2 separate regions of the Homo sapiens genome follow, and region 2 is linked to region 1. A link is an interaction called in ENCODE POLR2A ChIA-PET data of the cell type or tissue named here. Cell type or tissue: HepG2. All regions are shown on one strand. Links, peaks and the distances in the headings refer to the core of each region. The heading gives the core; the rest is flanking DNA. Region 1 holds the start of SLC30A3 (solute carrier family 30 member 3). Region 2 overlaps AGBL5 (AGBL carboxypeptidase 5).

Region 1 (2,900 bases), core at 314-2,813:
CCGCTCTGCAGCAGCGGCGCAGGACAGTCCCTTCGCACGCGCCGCCCGCACACCTTGGCACGGGCCAAGCCACACTCTCCCCCGCCGGAACAGCCAGCCCGCCGCCCAGCTTTCCTAATCCGTTTAAGCCTCACCTCCTCCGCGAAGCTCTCCCGGGTTAACCCCATCACTTCCAACCACTGTATCTGGCACGTGCTCCCGTTTTTGTTTTGTTTTGTTTTGTTTTTTTGCAAGTGCACTCTTGGGCTCGTTGGAATAACAATATCGAGGGTAGGTGTCTGTCCCCAGAAGCCTAAGTTCAGGACGCCCAGTGTGTTCTGAAGGATGCGGCTGATGAGTTTCTTGCCTGGGCTCACTAACCATTCCCACCCTCCACGCTTCCCCATCCCTGCTCACTCGCTCCCCTCCTCCTACGGACCCTCCTCTTCACAGACTGTCACAGCTTCGAGTGCACAATCCTCTTCCCACCCCCTCCCATTCTACAGTGGCGGCAGGTGCGAGGGGAGAGAACATTGAGCATTTGAAGCTTCGACTTGAGGCTCGGCCACCGACTTTGCTGTAAGTCGCTCCCTCCCCTGGGTTTTAGTTTCCCCCAAATGAGGCAGAATGCGGTAATGTCCAGGAGGGCGCTGCAGGTGTGGAGGATGGGAATCACTAGCTGACACGCTGCCCCGCTGCCCCTCAGCCCCTCTCCATAAACAGTGGCCGTGACACCAGATAGGCGGCTCGACTTCACTGGACCCCCGCCCGTAAGAGAACTGTGAGCGCTCTCCAGTTGCCAGTGCGGCGTCCAGAGCCGGGGAGGGAAAGAGGATGGGGGTCCAGGCCGGGCCCTTTATTCACAGCCTGCATGACCTTGGACTCTTCTTCCTCTGGGTCTCAGTTTACTCATTTGAAAAGCAGGGATAACAGTGGGTTGAAGGAGAGCAGGAAGCTTGTCACCCAATGTTTCTGTATAAAAATAAATGATCATTCGCGGTACAGTGATTGGCAGCAGACTGGGCTCGTGAATTCCGACCCCAGATTCTCCGTAAAGGGGTTTCTGGAGTCCCTGGAATCTCCCTGTGTCACCGCTCACCTCATGTTCTTTCTGGTTCTCTGGAGATAGGTAATGGGTCCGCTCCTGTTTCTGCCTCCGCGTGAGGGTTGCGGCCACAGGGTGACGGCGTGGTGGGCGACACCCCCGCGCAGGCATGCACAGAGTGGTGGTCGTTGGGCGAAGGTTGGTCGTGAGGTTCTTGGGCTTCAGGAGCGAGGCTTGGAACCGGTGGGCGGGACTGTGTGCAGAGGTGGGGCTAGCTCGCCTGGGGGACGGGGCTGTGGAGATGAGGAGTTCTCCAGAACTCGGGTGGCGGGGCGCTCCCGGGCTCTGGCGCGGGGAAATGGGGCTTTGGCAGTGGGGGCGGGGCTTAAGGGTGGGGAGAGGCCGGGGAGCCTGGAGGCGGAGCTTGGGGAGCTCGCCCCACGCGGGGCGGGGCTCCGGCGGCAGCGGGATCTGCAGTTCGGACTCCGCGCGCCACAGTCGCTGCAGTTCGCTCCACTCTGGTGGCCCCGCCGCCCTGCGGGGATCCCGGGGGTCGGCGGGCTGCTCGGACTTGGCGCGGGGCCGGCCCGGCCTCTCTCTTCCTCGGTGGGGCCTAGACGGTCGGGGCACCGGGAACATGGAGCCCTCTCCAGCCGCTGGGGGCTTGGAGACCACTCGCCTGGTGAGCCCCCGGGACCGCGGTGGCGCCGGAGGCAGCCTGCGTTTGAAGAGGTAGGACAGACCTGGGCTGGCCCTCGGCCCGGGGGCGCCACCCTACTACCCTCCGTCCATTTCGTTGTCTCTCTCGGCGCGGGCCCCGGCGGCCGCCCCAGCGCACCGCGGGTCCCTCGCTCCGCTGCACCCCGCTTCATCCCCTCTGGCCACACGGAGCGCCCAGCCCTACACAGCCGGCTACGCCTCCTCCCGGCCGCCTGACTTCCTCGGGTGAAGCGGCCTCTCACTCCCCTCCGGCCGGCGTCCCAGGCCGCCGGACCCCTCCGCCACCCCCGCGGCGCCTGCCTTCCCTGGGAGCAGCTGCCGCTCGGTCGGGCCGGAGCCCTCGCCCGGTGCGCCAAGGTCCGCATTGCCCCGGGCCCAGGGCGGGAGCGCCTCGCTGCCCAGGCTTCAGAGCTCCCTCTGTAGGCCCCGGGGGCTCCCCTCCGCGCGCCCCCTCCAGCCGCGGCCAGCTGTGGGCGCCGGGGCCCGAGGATGGGCCGGGCTCCGCGCGGGTCTTGCGGGCCCCTGGGGGGCGGGCGGCCGCCGGGAAGCGAGGGGGCGGCGAGGAAGGAGCAGGTGCGGTCTGGGCAGCGGGGGTATTCCCGGCTCCGCACAGACGGGGCCGGGGGCGGCGAGGTGTGAAATGAGGCGCGCGGAGCGGCCGGGACAGCGGGCCGGGGGTGGCAGGAGAACCGCCAACGCGCCCCGCCGGCCCCCGCGCCTGCCGCCACCGTCCACCTGCCCCTCTGAGCGGCCGTCCGACCTCCCTGCCCACCCCCGTGGGCCATCTTGTCTGTCGGCTGACCGTCCGTTTGTCTCCGGAATTTGGCAGGGTCTCCGGCTTTTTCTCTTCCCCCACCTCTCTCAATCTTTCTGTTTCTCTCCTAGTCCCTTTCCCTTTGTCTCTGACGTGGTGCTTCTGTGTGCTTCTCGCTCTTTCTTTGGGTGGGGGCCTTCAAGCTGGGTTGGGGGAGGGGGTGAGCAGAAGAGAGCTGGACCCCTTCCTGCAGGGGCCTGCAGAGACGCGGTGGGGGCTCTGCCGTAGGCCTGGCATCTCTTCAGGTGTCCTTTTGATTTTGGTTCAGCCCCTGCTACGTCACCCCTCTTCCCCGCTCAATATCGGTTGTTGGTTGGGGGTTTCGGAGGGCCAGGGAGAGGA
Region 2 (2,900 bases), core at 111-2,610, 200 kb after region 1:
GGAGACAGGGTCTCACTCTGTCACCTAGGCTGTAGTGCAGTGGCATGAACATGGCTCACTACAAACTTGACCTCCTGCATCCCAAGTAGCTGGGACAACAGGCACACGCCACCAAGCCCAGCTAATTTTTAAATTTTTTGTGGAGATGGAGTCTCACCATGTTGCCCAGGGTGGTCTGGAACTCATGGGCTCAAGCGATCCTCCTGCTTCAGTTCCCAAAGTGCTGGGATTACAGGTGTGAGCCATTGCACTGGGCTTGAAGATCTAAAGGATGAAGTCTAAACTTTTGAACACTACACATTCAAAGCCTTGCCCACTATAGTTCCAGTCTGCAAATCCTTAGTAGGATGCTGATTTGATCCTTCATACCCTCTGCTATAGACCCCATGGCTACTAGTTGTGTGTGGTTCCTCTGGAACTGTTTCCTTTTCTAGTGAAACCATGACCATCTTTCATGTCCCATCTCAAATGTTACCTCTCTTACTTGAAGCTTACTTGACCATTACAGGCAACATTAATTGTTCTCTTCTCATTACCTTCATCCTTTGTTTGTGTGGCTAGTAGTTCATGGTTTCTGTTTAATTAAGTTAGTATGTGTAAAGTACTTAAAGGCACATACTACTCAATAAACATAAGCTAATATTTTTTCTAACTGGAACTTGAGTTTCTTGGGAGTAGGGACTTTGTTGCCTCCAACACTATATATCCCAGTGCCTGTAAAATGCTGCCTGAAAAACCAGAGACCTTAATCAATGTTTTGTTTACTTGAACAGCAGACACCATGAGCTGGATCAATCATCTGTGGGAGTCTAAAGGCATACAGTTATATCCTTTGGGGCAGCTGTCTCTGGTCCACTCATGTCTCGAGACTTATTACTACAAGTTCTGAAGGGTGGGGCCCAGGGGGACAGATGGTAAATGGATGGGGTAGGGAGGCTTGCAGCTTTGGCGTGTCCTTCCTCATCACAGAGGAACAGCAGGTGCCAAATGCTCTCAAACTGATGGGCTATTAACTTTTCATAGAACTGAATTCACCAGAGGTGCCAGCATGCCAACTGACCATTAATAAACGTGTTGGATATGAAAATCCTCTAACTTAAGAAGTGACAGTAACTTCATCTTCCCAGCCACACTGGGAATTAGCAGGCAGTGACAAGAATACTTTTGAAAGGTCCAAACCAGGTCAGGCACGGTGGCTCACACCTGTAATCCCACCACTTTGGGAGGCTGAGGCAGGCGGATCACTGAGTTCGGGAGTTCGAGACCAGCCTGACCAACGTGGAGAAACCCCGTTTCTACTAAAAATACAAAAAATTAGCCAGGCGTGGTGGTGAGCGCCTGTAATCCCAGCTACTCCAGAGGCTGAGGCAGGAGAATCACCTGAACTCGGGAAGCGGAGATTGCAGTGAGCTGAGATCGGCCACTGCACTCCAGCCTGGGCGACAGAGTGAGACTGTCTCAAAAAAAAAAAAAAAAAAAAAAGGTTCCAAACCAAAATGGAAAAAAAAAAAATTGAATGGAAAAAAAAAATCGATACTTGTATGAATAAAGAAGAAAGGGAGAGATCTCAGGATGGAAGCTACTCTATTATGAGGAGATATGCTGGGTACCAATTATAGGTTAAGACGGTGGTCAAGAGTCAAAAACGCCAGGCACGGTGGCTCATGTGCCTTGGGAGGCTGAGGCGGCTGGATCACTTGAGTCCGGGAGCTTGAGACTAGGCTGGGCAACTTGGTGAAACCCCATCTCTACTAAAAAAAGAAATACAAAAATCAGCCAGGTGTGGTGGTGTGCACCTGTAGGCCCAGCTACTAGGGAGGCTGAGGCTGGAGGATCACTTGAGCCAGGGACACGAAGGTTGGAGTGAGCTGTGATCACGCCACTGCACTCCAGCCTGGGTGACAGAGCGAGACTGTCTCAAAAAAAAAAAAAAAAGTCAAAAACAACCAGATGTTAGGGGGCTAGTGAGAGTTGTTGGCACAGGTTGCCAATAGGATAACAGAAGTCAAGACTCGTGGCCATAGTCAAATAACCTAAAACATTAGCTACCACCAATGACAGAGATAGTCTAGGGCCCAGAGCCAAGTAATTCTGTGATTAAAATGGATGTCAGGATGATGTCCAGCTGACAGTGCACAGTAGGCAGAAATCATGAACTTGATAGAGGAAATAGTTTAGATAATTTGAGAAATATCTACACACACAGGCATGCTGAAACCATATTAAGGGACAAACCTTCACCCTACCCCAGGAAAGGGTAAAAGCAAGTGAGAAAGAACAAGCAAGAGTGCAAGAGTGATGTGATCAGCTCTGCTTCCAGAGGTTATGAAATGGTATCTTATGGCAACCAGCCAGATGTTCCATTTTGGGGGTGGTAGGATAGTACTGGGCAAAGGTCTAAGAGGTCTGAGGGGAGACTGATCTCCCCTTGAATGAGTCAGAATGGGTGTTCTAAGGTCTCACTGTTTACAGCAGCAGTTACTTGACTTGTGCCAAGGTCCTGTGTGTCATCCTCCCTGAACGTCTTTGGAACCGTCCCTAGCACTCCAGATCTTAGTGAATCCCTGGGACAATCACAGACCTGATTTATGCCCTCTGAGGGGTAGAAAGGTGGGACAAGCATTCTTTTTTTTTTTTTTTGAGACGGAGTCTCGCTCTGTCGCCCAGGTTGGAGTGCAGTAGCGCGATCTGGGCTCACTGCCAGCTCCGCCTCCTGGGTTCACGCCATTCTCCTGCCTCAGCCTTCCGAGTAGCTGGGACTACAGGCACCCACCACCACACCTGGCTAATTTTTTGTATTTTTAGTAGAGATGGGGTTTCACCATGTTAGCCAGGACGGTCTCGATCTCCTCGAGACCTCGTGATCTGCCCGCCTCGGCCTCCCAAAGTGCTGGGATTAC

What was found. ChIA-PET counts read pairs that join two places held together with the same protein. Peaks named below come from ENCODE experiments on the same cell type or tissue, not always from the same donor. Only the 100,000 strongest peaks of a DNase experiment are listed, where the experiment ranks them.
Region 2: POLR2A ChIA-PET joins it to region 1 with 7 read pairs; 5 of 35 experiments call an interaction of 5 or more read pairs at or near these places.

Annotation. Positions count from the first base shown.
Region 1 is chr2:27,261,668-27,264,567 of GRCh38, reverse strand. SLC30A3 (solute carrier family 30 member 3) reads left to right here and starts at 1,521. Exons shown (of 8, transcript NM_003459.5): 1 at 1,521-1,756. The coding sequence starts at 1,662. RefSeq lists silencers at 1-12, 1,487-1,556, 1,577-1,756, 1,807-1,966. In HepG2, for the core only: a CTCF peak has its summit at 1,919; no DNase peak of the experiment used is centred there; H3K4me3 peaks cover 1,859 bases; H3K27me3 peaks cover 2,286 bases.
Region 2 is chr2:27,063,335-27,066,234 of GRCh38, reverse strand. All of the region lies in intron 11 of AGBL5 (AGBL carboxypeptidase 5), which reads right to left. Among named protein-coding and RNA genes, the nearest start is that of OST4, 6.9 kb to the left of the region's middle. In HepG2, for the core only: no CTCF peak of the experiment used is centred there; no DNase peak of the experiment used is centred there.